Regions from separate parts of the Mus musculus genome. Here region 2 is linked to region 1. A link is a loop called in an ENCODE intact Hi-C map of the cell type or tissue named here. Cell type or tissue: left cerebral cortex. All regions are shown on one strand. Links, peaks and the distances in the headings refer to the core of each region. The heading gives the core; the rest is flanking DNA.

The links. A loop is a pair of places that touch in the nucleus more often than their neighbours do. Peaks named below come from ENCODE experiments on the same cell type or tissue, not always from the same donor. Only the 100,000 strongest peaks of a DNase experiment are listed, where the experiment ranks them.
Region 2: a loop joins it to region 1, with 2.8 times the contacts of the local background. A loop is called at or near these places in 1 of 42 quality-filtered maps.

Annotation. Positions count from the first base shown.
Region 1 is chr15:36,493,518-36,500,869 of GRCm38, reverse strand. Ankrd46 (ankyrin repeat domain 46) reads left to right here and starts at 4,079. Exons shown (of 5, transcript NM_175134.4): 1 at 4,079-4,143; 2 at 4,877-4,993. In left cerebral cortex, for the core only: a CTCF peak has its summit at 4,018 (motif pointing right); a DNase peak (open chromatin) is centred at 4,074; H3K4me3 peaks cover 1,416 bases; H3K27ac peaks cover 1,187 bases.
Region 2 is chr15:36,588,861-36,596,212 of GRCm38, reverse strand. Pabpc1 (poly(A) binding protein, cytoplasmic 1) reads left to right here. Exons shown (of 15, transcript NM_008774.3): 15 at 114-555. Among named protein-coding and RNA genes, the nearest start is that of Pabpc1, 16 kb to the left of the region's middle. In left cerebral cortex, for the core only: no CTCF peak of the experiment used is centred there; no DNase peak of the experiment used is centred there.

The sequences.
Region 1 (7,352 bases), core at 2,607-5,106:
GCTTTTTCTGTGCCCAGACTTAACAAGCATCGGGGAATAAACTCAGGCCAGCAGGTTTGGTGGCAAAAGAACTTTTGGCAGCCAGTTGTTGGTTATTGATCCTCCAACACTCCTTTCTAAACCATCCCTGAGCAGCTGGTACAGTTGCATAAGGCAGCTCCCAGAACAAACCCTTTATCTGATCAACACGCACAGTAGTTCTGCACTCCCACAGCCTGGCAGCACAGTCCCCTGAGCAGGGTTTGCAGGGTGTTGGCTGTTGAGCAACTGTGGGAGGGAAGGAAATTACTGCTGGACACTATCTGTGTTTCTGTGGAGTGCTCATTTCCTCTGAGTGAAAGCCGGGATGGCTTTGGGTGGCTCTCGGTGCTTCTGGCATGGCAAAGAAAAACAACCATCTCCTTTCCAGGCTTTCGGCTTCATCGTTCTTAATTAAAACAAACAAACACACACACACACACACACACACACACACACACACACACAAAATCAAGTTGCAAGATGTTTATTTTGTAATTAACAAGGAAAAGAACTCTTATTTTGAAAGTTTGGCTTGCGACACTTTCTAGTTGTGTTGGTTCTTGGAAGAAAATGTTCTTGTGTTAGTTCTTGGCTTTGAATTTTTCCTCAGTTTTGAAAAAGAAAACTGATGTTGCCTGGCACATATATTTATATGGGTTTAAGTGTTTCAGACTGTTAGGGGATGGAGATTGATCCAGCCTAGTGCCAATGAATACATGCTATAGTATGGCGTTCGGTCAGCTCAGTCTGTGGTTCTGTCTGAGAACCCAGGGACCTTTGCACCTATTTCACTGTTAGTTACCAGACCTGAGACTTGTGGGAGCCACGCTTTTCAGGAGCATATCGCCCTCTCCTGGTCAATATATAGTACTACAAGAAACAAACAAAAAAAGACCTGGAACACGACTGCAGGGTCTCTTCATGTAGCCTTGGCTGTCATACAACTCTGTAGACCAGGCTGGCATCAAACTCACAGAGGCCCTTCAGCCTTTGCCTCCTGAGAGCTGGGATTAAAGGCATGCACTGTTAACCCTGCATTAGGAGGGACCTCTTTCTTTACAAGTCCTGAGTGTTTTTTAAAAAACACTTCAGCATTCTGAACACATCTCTTTCTGCACAGAGAACTGGTTCTGACTAGAGGATTGTATTCTTCAGACTAGGGTCCCCATTTGTATTTTTAAAAGTCTTCTGCATTTTCTGAGACCATGTAGGAAGGCTTAATCAGCACAACCTAGACTTTCATTTCCTGCTCTGAGCAATCTTCTGTCCTCGCCTTGCTTGGATCTAACTCGGCCTTCTCCACCCAGCCCTGTTACACATTCGGATTCCTGGAGCAGCAGAAACACAGCCGCCCACACTCCGCTCTTGTACAACTTTGAATCGGTCTTGACTGGGCGCAGGTGATTTTAAAGTTCCTGGGGTGATTCCACTGTGCCACTCGGTGGAGACCCACTAAGCAAATAATCCCCAATGCAGCCCACGTGCCCATCCTCTTGTGGAGGTGCTGAGAATTCAAGGGTAAACGTGGGACTCTGTAACACAGATCGATCCTTCGCTATCACCACAGGAGCCATACACGTGGTGCCCTCTAACTCCGAAGAATAAATATGGAGTCTCAGAATAAACATTTATCCAAACACATCACTGCTGTCTTTTCCTCAATGGAAAAGGCTCCTTTATTCCATTATCTTATCCCAGTTGGAACTTGCAACCAAATGTATCTGTGGTGACGAATACACAGAGGGACGTTTTCCTGATTAAAGTCTAAGATCAGACACAGATGGCAGCCTTTAAATGTCCGCTTCCCCACAGTCTCCAGAACCTACACACATGCAGCTCTGCGTAGTGTCTTAGTTTCTTTCTCTGTTTCTGTGATAAAGAAAGGTGACAAAGAAAGCTTGTGGAATGAAAAGCTTAGTTTTGGCTCATAGTTCAGGGCACAGTCCATCTCTTCAGAGAAGCTGTGGCCATAAACGCTTGAGACAGCTGGTCAGAGTGCATCCACAGTCAGGAAGTGGACAGCAACGGGTGCCTGCTTCTGCTCAGTTCCCTTCTCTGTGGACACAGGCCAAGGTCACAGCCAGGGAATGGTGTTGCCCGAAAAGGATGGGTCTTCCTAGTTCAGTTAATGTAACCAAGATAATGCTCTCCAGGCCCACCCAGGGCACCTCCTGGGTGACTCTAGACGCCATGTAGATAGTGTCACTCCAGGGAAAGGGGACTTTTCGAGAGTGATCATCCAAACGAGGGTCCTGAGATGAGGAGATCATTCTAGAGCATCTAAGAGTCTCCCACAAAGCACAGGAGTGTGATAAGATGTGAGAGAAAGTCTGAGAAGATTCTGGCATGGAGGCGAAATCCAGGGAAGAGAAAAGGCATCGAATGGAGGAATGGCCACAGCAGGGGGACAGAGGTGGCTTTAGAAGCTGAGTAAGGTAGGGAGTTTCTGAAGAGCCTCGAAAAGCAATGTAGCACTTGGATTTTAGCAGGGTGATAACACTGTGCGCCTTCCTGGCATGTAAAATGACTAAATATAATCTTTGATTTATGGTCACTCCCATTAAGTATCAAGATATTGCTGGGATATAAAAGTATCATCTATGAAGATGTTCAGTCTTCACTGTGTCAAGTCCGCAGACATGGGGACAAGGATTCAGAGAGCACAGGCAACTCACAGTCCATTTCCTTAATCTCCTCAGAGGAAGAAAAAAAGCTGCCTTCACAGTCCTTACATTTTCCCCATTGATCAGAAGCCATAATTCGTGAAGAAGAAAAGATAAATTAGAATACAATCAATAAACTCTCAAGTTGTTTGATACACCAACCGGGGAAGAATAAATTGTAAGAATAGAATTATCATTTAAATTACCCAATGATTTGGCACAGTGCATGGGCATATATGAAGATATTATGGACTTAGCCACTGACAAATTGATTAATGTATCCCCAATTTACAGAATATTTATAGTCAGTCACTGCACAAGTAAATGTTAAATAGCTAAAGATGATTGGCAGCCCTGGGGATGGCTGAGCTCACCCTGCCCTGGTGTGTGGCCTGTGTGTGTATATGTGCACAGGCCCATGCATTCACAAACATGAGTGTGCAAACACTTAACATGCACTTGCACATGGAGACCAGAGGTCAGCCTCAGGTGACATACCTTAAGAGCCAATCATCTTGATTTTTTTTTGAGAGGACTCTCATTAAAGCCCATGAATAGCCCAGGCTGGCAGACTGGTCAGGGGGACCACTGAGACCCAGCTATCTCCTACTAGCCAGAACTTGGATTACCACATGCCAGCATGCTTGGCTTTTTATGTGGGTTCTGGGGTGACTTCAGGACCTTATGCTTGCAATGCAGGTCCTTTACCAACTGAGCTATCTCTCCAGCCTTCTTATAATCCTTAAATGAAAGGAATATGAGGTTTCCTTAAGCCAGGCAATACTCCTATACATCTATTTGACATTGCCGGGGGCTGGGGGCGGGAGGACGACTTAGATGTAATTCTTGAACAGACAACACCCTACAGGGTCATCTGGTGGGTTGGATGATACTAGAATTTGTAGAACAGTGTTTAAAAGAAGTCACCTTGGCTATATGACTGGAGTTGAGAGAGAGAGAGAGAGATAGAGAGAGAGAGAGAAGCTCTGTGAAAGAATGTTCCATATATGGGTGTATCATCATTTTCACATGTCATGATAAGTCAAGGAACCCTTATAAGTGGGTGTAAGCATTCACTCTGAATAATAACTCGGCAGGATTATAGCTTAGAGTAGACTTGTCAGCCATTATTTGCTAACTTGTGGATTCAGATTTTAAACACCTCCCCTGCAGCCCTAAACTAATAAATTAATGCGCGTGGCACTTAATATATTTGTTTCTGCCTTTTAAATTTCTACTTAGTTGAGGGAATGGGATGTATGTTTTTTAAAAGGGGTGAATGTGCGCGATGCTGGCTAGAGGCCGAACCGCCATGAGAGCCTCCCGCCTGCAGGGGGCGCGCCGCCGCGGGGTGCGAGGCCGCTCTGCCCTCGCGAGCTCCACCTCTGTGGTCGTCCGCGCCCCGCCTGTCGCCGCTGGAGAGGAGGAGCTGCTGCCATCACTGCTGCCGCGGGCGCAGGTACCAGGGCCGGGGCCGTGGGCAGCAGCTGGGCGGGAGCCGGTGACAGCTCCTCTGAGGGCCGTGGAGCCCGGCGCGGGTCCGAGCGGCTTCCGCGCGGGCGATGCTGGCAGGAGGGCCCGGGTCAGGCCTGGGAGCTTGCGCGGATGATGCCCGCGGGTATTCGCGGGTCTCAGGCAGCCCACGCCCCAGCCCGATGGCGGCGTCCTTCCCAGGCAGGGATTCAAAGCATAGCTAGGAATTGTCAACACCTTAGCGGTTCACGAGGAGACCGAAGCCCGGGCGTGCGTGGGCGCTGTGGAGGTGCGTGTGATCTGTCCGGACTGTCACACTGCCCAGGGTATCCGCGGAGAGAAAAGATTTGCACACTTTGCGCTTAGGCCTCAGGTGATCATGAACTTTCACACTTGACACGCGTCGTTAAAACGCAGTTGCTTCCTCTCCGGATTTCCCAACAACCGTCTTAGGGAGAAGACATTTATTTTAACAGCGTTCCACAGACTCTAGAATTGGCTGCGGAATGTAATAAGTGTGTGTTATTGAAGAGTAAATAACACTGCCCACTCTTCAGAACGTGGCATTAGTACTTAGGCGCTTCCCAAGGTGCCATCAGTGGTGTGGTGATTTTTCATGTTACAGTAACAGCTGGCTATCTTCATGTCAGATATTGTGCCTAATGGTCCTTTTTAAAATCTTTGCAACAACCCTGACAAGTACCATCTCTGATTTGCAGATAAAGAAGCTGAGGCACAGAGTCTTAAGTCAACCTGTCCAAGCCCAGACAGTTGGCAGACTAAGTGGGACCGGAGACGCCCAAGACTTCACGCCAGCATCCCTTTACCTTGCAAAGGTAGTAGTGTTCCTTAAGATTTTTGTTTATTGATAGAATTCGTAGCCTGAACTGGTTTCTCTTAGACTTATGCTTATGGAGTATGCAAGAGCCTGTGCCACTGTCCTTTTAGTTTCAAGGGAGTTTAATGAGAAATGCATTTGTTCTTTAAGCCTTGTAGTGATAATAAAGTTAAATGTCCTGGATTCTTACTGTTTCAGCATAGGTTGATTTGATGGAGGAGTGCGTCTGTGATTGTCTATCCACATTAGCTGTGTGTTGGTTAGTTGTATTTTCACAGCAGTTCTAGTGAGTGTACCTTGCACACATAGCATTCTGCCAAGCAGAAAGATTCCCCGACTCCTACAAGAAGCTAGTGTCTCACAGGATACCAGAGAGACGTGGGAGAGAACTGCTACGTGGTGAGGAACGAAGGATACACAGCACAACCTGTAAGCAAACTGAGCTAGTGACTGCAGGATCAAGGGTTTGCACTGTGAGACTGGGGATGTGATTTCCCAGTCCCAGAGACTGGGGCGTTAGAGTCTAACTAAGTTCCTTTACTATTGCGGAGACAAAGACAGAGGACTCCAGTCTGTCACCATGGAGAAGTGATGGTGACAGGGACTTGAGGCAGCTAGTCGGATTGCAGCTTTGCAGGTCACAAATCCCCCGTAGGCGTGTCCATAGGCCAACCTAACCTAGACACTTCCTCTGACACTCCCTTCCCGGGGCTTTCTCCTTCTGACAACCAAAGCTAACCACCACCGAGTCCCAATTTGCTTAGCTGTATTAGGATTTAATGTGTTAGGATTTCATACACTAGGATTTAATTCATTAGGATTTAAGAGTTGTGTTGTCCAGAGCTGCATGAGATGTGTCAGCACAAGCCTTTAATCCTAGTACGAGGGAGGTAGAGGCAGGCAGATCTCTGAAACTTAGAGGCTAGCCTGGTCTACATAGAGGACAGCCAGAGCTGTTACACAGAGAAACCCTGGCTCATACTGCCCCTCCCACCCCATAAAGAGTTGCGTTGCCAGGGTTCATACAGCTGACCCACAGCCTGATTTTCATGGTGGGGCAATTCTAAGAACCAGGGGTAACCTAAGTCCTTGATCTAATGGAGTTAATGTCCCCTGCAGGAAGATGGGGATAATAAAGTGATCTGCTTAAAAGTGGAAATAAATCCAGCTAGATGGTAACAATGACTAAGAAGAGCAAAGCAGGGCAGGGGTAGGCCGTGCTGGGAGAGGAGCTTAGACAGCTTTACAGTAGGAAATCATGTCCGAGAGAATGCTCTGAAGTGATAGTGATGGTGCAGGCAGGGGCAAGGGTCAACAAACGAGGGCACAGCAAACACAGAAACCTAGAGAACACCAGCCTGCTGGAGGACTCACAAGGAGCCTCTGGGTTTGAGCAGAGCGTGTCAGGGAGGAGTGAAGCTAGAAGCCTGGTGGATGCAAGTAAAGACGGACGTCTCCGCAGGCAGGAGGAGGTGGTCGGAGTGCTCGGATCAGCAGAGCAGCAGGGCTGACTTAACGTGTTCAGGCTGACTGTGAGACCAAAGACGGAGTCAGAGAGACGGAAGCACCATAGCCCTTCATTATTCCCGCGGATATAATCCAAGACCTCCATGAACACCTGGAACCTTGGATAGTACCAGGTCCTCTATATAGAGTGCTGTTTTTCCTTTATATACATGTACATGATAAAATTACCTGTAAGAGGTTATTAACAGTAACAAAATAGGACAATAAATAGCATTATGCTATAATAAAAGTTACATGAATTGGTCTCTGCCTATTTAAGAATATATATTGTATGTCCATCTCCTTAAGGGGTTTGAGGTGACAAGATGTCTGCATGGTGAGATGAAGCGAGGTGAATGGTAGAGGCATTTCCACAGGAGCCAGAAGCATTGCGTTGCCAGTGCTGTGGCAGCTGATCTGATAGTCTGGATGGTGGCTAAATGCCCGTGGTAAACACAGGGCCTGCTACACAGAGAGTGATACATGCCCAGGCTGGGACAGAGCTGGAAGGCCGGAGAACTGATGAATTCTTTCTGCAGTTTCCCATCTATGTCCCGGACTATGATTGACTGTGGGTTGTTGAAAGCAACAAAAGTAAAGCCATGAATAAGGGCTCTGTGTAGTAAGAGCAGTCATGTTCGAGAAAACGATGTGCTGACTACTGAAAGCACATGTGGGGGTAGGTGGCACACGAAGCAGAAGTTGGGTTTAGTCATAGTTGAGATGCCTGCTCAGATACATCAGGAGAGACTAGGATTCAAGACAGAGGAAGTTATCAGGAAGATGGGGCATTGGCCAGTTGAGGAGAGGAAAGATGTATTTTCCTCGTAACTTAGAGATTGTAGTGTATA
Region 2 (7,352 bases), core at 2,474-4,973, 95 kb before region 1:
ATAGCTGTGAGTATTAAAGGAGTGGGTGTGGCTGTGCCAGTACAAACAGGCAGCAGACTGACCCACTGAATTCAGGCAGGGGCTTTAATTATGTCTTTTTTTAACATTTACAGATTGATCAGGGACCACGAACAGAAACTCGTGCTTCACCGAAGAAAAATATCTTAAACATCGAAAAATTTAAATATTATGAAAAAAAACATTGCAAAATATAAAATAAATAAAAAAAGGAAAGGAAACTTTGAACCTTATGTACCGAGCAAATGCCAGGTCTAGCAAACAGTGCTAGTCCTAGATTACTTGATTTAAAACAACAAAAAAATACAAAAAAATAGTAAAATATAAAAACAAATTAATGTTTTATAGACCCTGGGAAAAGAATTTTCAGCAAAGTACAAAAATTTAAAGCATTCCTTTCTTTAATTTTGTAATTCTTTACTGTGGAATAGCTTGGGACATCAGCTCTGTTTTAAGGAGCAGAACTGATGACTGAGCAAGGAAACGTAATTTGGATTATAAAATTCTTGCTTTAATAAAAATTCCTTAAACAGTAGATGGTTATGCTTTTATTTACTTTGATTCTCTGGGCAATTGGCAGATGTAGCGGTAGTTGCTGACTTAATAGTACAGAGCTGAAAGCAGCTACCAATTCTGTGAAGCATACGCAGTTTGGGGGTGGTGTGGATTTAGACAATCTCTCTGTTGCTGGCTAGCCTTAGCCACTCAAGTTTTGGGTTCGTTATGTATGTCTCATCGTTTTCACAATTCTAGTGTGTTCTCAGCTACCCACATTAATTTATTGAGCTCTTCTGTGTATAGTTAGCTTGTTTTTAACATACCAACTTACCATTAGTATGGTTTCTGTGCTACAAAATAAATTCACCTGGTTTTTTTTTTTTTTTTTTTTTTTTTTTGGTAAGATGTGAGTCACAGTAGCTACCCAATGTATTGGGAAAAATGGCATAGTAGGCACCATGACTACCCTGTGCTACTTTTAACCCTACCAGCTTTGAGGTAGTTAAGTACCGTCTGTGCCTCACCCAGACCACTTGGAAAGTAAAGATGGACAAGTTGGGATTGGTTTATGACCTTGACATAAGCTTGTACCCAAGCAACTTGTACTTTGGAAATACAGCTTTATTTTTTGAGGTATGGTCTAAATATGTAGCCCTGATAGCCTAGAATTGAGATTGCCCTTCCTCTACCTCCAACCTGGTGGGATTAAAAGTCCCACTGTAGCGGGGCATGGTTGCGCATGCCTTTAATCCCAGCACTTTGGAGGCAAGGCGGATTTCTGAGGACAGCCTGGTCTACAAAGTGAGTTCCAGGACAGCCAGGGCTACACAGAGAAACCCTGTCTCAAAAAAAAAAGTGCCTGTAATTATTTAGATGGCTGACCTATTGCCATCTAAATGAGGCTGGCTTCAAATTTGGCAGTTTTGCTGAATGCTGGGATTATGGGCATATACTATCATATAGCCAGTTCTGGCCCCACTAGCTGCATATCATTTTAGGACTGCTAAAATTGGGGTCAAATACATGCATATAAAATGGCACCTCATCTTATGGCTTCTCCCTGGAATCACTTTTGGCCTGACTAGACCGGGAATCCTGGTTTGCTTTTGGTCTGTGTCCTTCAGTTGATTGAAACAGGGATTCCATATTGCCCTATTTGGCCTGGAATTTCTGGTCACCCTGACACCCATCTTTTTAAGTGTTGGGATCACAGAATATCACCAGATTTGGCTTTTGAAGATTCCTTGGGAAGGCAGAGAAATAATAAGCATCTTAAATTTAGTAAAGTTTTAGGTTTTGATGTTTTGAAGCAGGTTCTAATTTGAAAAGCTGTTTTTGTGACATTCAGGGACATAGGGTATGCCTAGACTGGCTTTTTTTGTTCTGTGATTGGAATTAATTTCTCAAGGAATAGGAAAATACAGCACATTTGTTTTAAACAGCTTTGTTAATAGATGATGGGCAGAAGCAGTAAGTCTGCAAAATCTATGTCCTACAGAAATTGTTACAGATATGTAAAGAGTTTATTTGCAGAGTTGACTTGGCTTTTCGAGTCAGGGTCTAGCTCTGTAAACCAGACCCACCTGCTTCTCACCTGGGTGCTGGTTTTAAAGGTGTGTGATATCACTGCTGGGCTTTTCAAGTGGAAATTGAAACTGACTTACAGTAGCTTGTGGCAAGGACTTGAGTTAACAGTATATTTTTGATTTTTTGTTTTTCAAGACAGGGTTTCTCTGTGTAGCCAACTCAGAAATCCGCCTACCTCTGCCTCTCAAGTGCTGGGATTAAAGTCGTGCGCCACCACTGCCCGGCTACCTAACAGCATTCTTTTTTTTAATTAGGTATTTTCCTCGCTTACATTTCCAATGCTATCCCAAAAGTCCCCCATACCCACCCCCACAATCCCCTACCCATCCACTCCCCCTTTTTGACCCTGGGGTTCCCTTGTACTGGGGCATATAAAGTTTGCAAGTCCAATGGGCCTCTCTTTGCAGTGATGGCCGACTAGGCCATCTTTTCATACATATGCAGCTAGAGTCAAGAGCTCAGGGGTACTGGTTAGTTCATAATGTTCCATCTATAGGGTTGCAGATCCCTTTAGCTCCTTGGGTGCTTTCTCTAGCTCCTCCATTGGGGGCCGTGTGACCCATCCAATAGCTGACTGTGATCATCCACTTCTGTGTTTGCTAGGCCCCGGCACCTAACAGTATTCTTACAGGTGAGATTTACGGTTTACTGCTTGAGTTATACATGTTAGAGGATTTGTTTAGGGCCATAAGTACGAGTACACTGTGAGTACACTGTAGCTGTCTTCAGTCACCAAAGAGGGCATCAGATCCCATTACACATGGCTGTTGTAATGAGTTGTTGATCTCTCCAACCTCCATGTTTTGTCCTTTTAAAGTGAGTACCAGTTACGATGCAGACATGTTTGTTTGCTTTCATCTTATGTGCTGAGTTTATACCATCTGTGTGCCTGGTTGATGCCCAGGGAACCTAGATGAGGGCCTCAAATCAACTGAAAGTTGTGAGCCACCATGAATAATGGGTGGCCTCTGCACGAGCAGTAACTGCTCTTAGCCACCAAGCCCCTTCTCCAGCTCCCAAGACAAGTCATTTTAACAAGCAGTAGGAAGAATGACATGCCCTTCAGAGAAATGGGCGTAATGTAAGTTTGGACAGGAGACTTGCAACATAGTGTTGCAGTGCTGTTGGCTAGGAGTTCTATGTTGATAACATTAAAGATGTCTTAAACTTAACCAGTTTCCCCTTGGAACAGTTTTTGCTTATTGAGAATTGAGGGTGACTTGGAAACACCAAGGGTGTTGACAGTATATCCAGAAGCTATCATTTTTGTCTAATTTACTTTTTTGATTATGACTTTAAACTTGCATAGCTTCACGATAGATTTTGAGCTGGATAGCAGTGAAGACAACTGATATGCTGAAGTGGAACTGTGTAAGGGCCAACTGGAAACTAGACTTTCCATTTCTGCATGTGCTCACACAGGTAAAAGTGAGGTTAATGTGCTTTGTTCCCAGGATGCAACGTGCCATTACTCCTTTTGCTCCAGCTTAGGTCAACCTCCTGTGAGATACTATGTACTTTGAATTTCTTACTCTTGAGATAAAGTGAGGGTCCAGGCTATGCACTTATGGCGAGCCTCAATTTAGAACAGGTTAATGAACGTGTTCCAACTCTGATGGAAGCCAAGTCCAGCAGTGCACTGTCTGGTTCTTCTAGGCTAGTGGAGGAGACCATGGAATAAGCCTGCACAGTCAAACCAGGCCTTTATGTTTACTCTGATGCAACTAGAACCTATCTGCACTGCCACCTTCTCACTCCTGCCCCTTGGATACCTTTCAGATGTGGCTGTGACTATGCCTGGTTTCAAGTGCTGTGTTGTTGATGTGGCTTACCTGCTGTAGGTTGTGTGTGCACGTTTGGGCAAGTTTGTACCCTCTAAAAGGGTAGGAAAACATACAAGCTGACAATAGTCCAGGAAAACTTAGGTAGCGTGGAGTATTAACCTCAAATTAGCATTCCTTCTGTAGTCAAGGGATTTGTATATTACATAAACATGTCCATTGATAGAACACATTAATAGATGTTTATGATTGCTGATGGAATTCATTTGTGTGTGTATGGTAGTTCTTAAACTTTAAATGAACTTACAAGTTCCTGTGCTTGGTTTCTGTGGGCTAGTATATCTGTTTATCTACATCATATATAGCAGTACTGTTGGCTACCTTGAGACAACATGTGAATATATGAAAGTTTATCCATTGTCTTGTGTGTATAAACTTGTGGTTTTAGTTCTTGGCTATAAAGATAAGCTTGTGTGTAGGCAGGAATCCGTACAACAGTGTTGGGTGTTAGGCTACAGTGAACATTGCTGCGATTTGATGTATTGCACTGGAACAAGGCCCAGTTCTCCTGGGACAGTGGAACACATCACTGAAGGACAATTAGTGTTTTCATATGATTTCCAAAGAGAAAAGTTATTTCAGAGTGTCTGAAAAATCAGGCTAAAATGTAGATTCTTAATGGATTATAAAGTTAAATGTCGTAAAGTGTGTCCTATTTGTGAACTTAAACCTACACTTAAATTTCTCCTTTGAAAATTAGCTTTCTATTTTAACTGTGAATGCTTTACCTATGTGCACATCTGCACCACTTCATTCTTGGTACCTCTCTGGAGGCCAGAAGCATCAAGAGTCCTTGGAACTGGAGTTGCAAGCTACCCTGTGGGTGCCAGGAATCAAACCTAGCTGCTCTGTAAAAACAGATGGCTCTTAACCTCTGAACCATCTCTCCAGCCCTAAATTTTAGTTTAGGTTTGTTTTTGTTTTTTTTTAATTTTTTGGAAAGTTTCATATTGATAACTTTGCTTTTCACCTCCTGTCAATGGTTAGGAAGGAGATTTGCCATTGCAAGAAGAGGCCTATGATGACAGCAGAGACAAGCCAGAGCTTTGCAATGAGATCTGGCCTGAATGCTGGGGTTCTAGATGAGGGAGGCTTTAGCCTCTGGAAGGCAGACACAGGCGGATGCAGGCAGACCCACCCCAGCAAGCACCCAGGCGGAGGCGAGCGTCTGCATTTGCAGCAGGTGCTGCTCACTGTAGGCACAGCTCGGTGTAGGAGAGTGCTGGGGATCCTCACAGACTAGGCTGAACCCTTTGCTGCTTGTGCATCCCCACCCATCTTTCTTTATGGAACGAAGATTAAACCAGGGACCACCATGCTGTCTGTCTGCCTGTCTGCTTGTCTGTGTATTGATGCGGTCTGGCTGAGTTGGGCAGTAACTTCGGTCTCCTGGACCCCTGGGATTCCAGATACCACTAACTCAGTCTGATGGATGCTGCTTCCCTTTACCCACTCGTATCTGTTTCCTTGGGAGAAGGAGTTCTTCCTGAGTTATCTTACACAGGCTGCACCATTTGGGGAGATACGCAGCTAATCAGTCAGTCCTTCCATGACCTCACACCTTCTCTTTGCCAGTCTAGGGCAACTCTGGAATTAAGTTGTCTTTCTTACTGCTCCTCAGATTTTTGTTTGTTGTTTGTTTATTGTTGCTTTCTTTTCTGTAATTGAGATTATTTTATAAATGTTCTTCAACTTGAGTTCATTGTCATGTCCTTAACATTAGCTCCAGGCAAAGGGCTCTCAGTCTGCACATGGCTGCACCCTCACCCCTCGCTCGCCTCAGCAGTCATTCACTAAACTCTTTCTCCTGACCAGCAGTTTGTAGAGATTCTCAAACTCCCTGTCCTTCCAAGCTTCTTCCTCCTAACAGCACCAGCACTTGCTTCTTGGTTGAGTCGCCTATCTGCGCATGGTGACTTTCTGTTTCATAGCTCTTGATATGGTAAGGAAGGTTATCTCCACAGCTGCTGATAGATTACCAGGGAAACCCCACTATTAATACTTTTAAACTCAGTTTACAATCTATCATGTTGGATAGATCTCGGATGTTCTCACTTTCTCAGACATTGTCTGTAAGGCGCTCTTGTATCCTGTGAGCCCCACTCATGAGTTTTAACTTCAAGGTTTATAATTTATACCTAAGTTCATCCTAGCCCTAGAACCTGACACTATATCTATCTTATACATATTTTAGACATTGTGCATGTGGGATGTGTGTTTCTGTCTGTGTGGGTGGTGTCAGGATGAGTGTACACATCTATCTATCAGGACAACTTTCATGGATTGAACGAGGGCTTTGGTGGCAAGCACCCTTCCCTTTAAACCACTGGACCTGCCTTCCACCCTTCCTTAATTGTGAAGACTTCTCTTTTGAGACAGGGTCTCACAGTGTAGCCTACCTAGGCTGACCTTGAACTCACTGTGTAGTCTAGGCCAGCCTCAGAACTTGTTGCCCCAGCTTTCCGAGTGTTTGGATTATAGCAGGGGTCTCTCTCAACCTTTGCATAGTGGCTCTTTGGGTGGGACCACCCTTTCACAGGGGTCACAGAGAGTTATATACATCATGATTGGTAGCAGTAGCAAAATTACAGTTATCACATAGCAAAGTAATTGAATGGGTAGGGTCATGACAATATAAAGAACTGTATTAAAAGGTCGGAGCCGTGGGAAGGCTGAGAGGCACTGGACTAATAGGCATCTTAGACACACTACCACATCTAAGACTTCTGTACTGGGTATGGGTCACTTATTTACAATGCATGTTAGAGATAGCTTTCAATTTGTATTCTGTCTTAGCTTGGTATATGGTGGCTTTCGGCAGAAAGGGACTTGATTTTGCTTTGGTTTGACTGGTCTCAGTCTTCACAACCTCCTTCCTCCCCTTCCAAGTACCTGACCTTAAAGACAGGTTTCCTTAACTGGGAGCTCACTACCTGACCAGGCCGCCCGGCCCGGCCCAGGCTCCCCAGCCGCAGTGTGCACAGTGCTCCCTGCAGCACCTGGCTCTGGAGCAGGCCCCATGCTTTTTGCTCCTCCCAGCTACTGTGTGGTTGCCGGGAACTGAACTCAGAACCTTCGGAAGAGCAGTCAGTGAGTGCTCTTAGCCACTGAGCCGTTTCTGCAGCCTGTACTCTTGATTCTTCAGGCGGTCCGTTCCACTTGCAGCAACATGATACCTAACAGGAAAGATATTTTCAGAACTCTTACATATTCAAGAGTGCTTCCTAGTTTAATTCATTTGGTAATTGAACATTTCTTGTTAAAGTTCATTAATGCTTAAAGTATTAATACTTAGAAATACTTTGTGGTTGAACTTATAAATGCTTGTTTCTCCCATTATATTCCAACTGGTTACTATTTTTAATGCAAGCTTTCATTTTTTTTATTACATTTATTTTGTGTATGTGC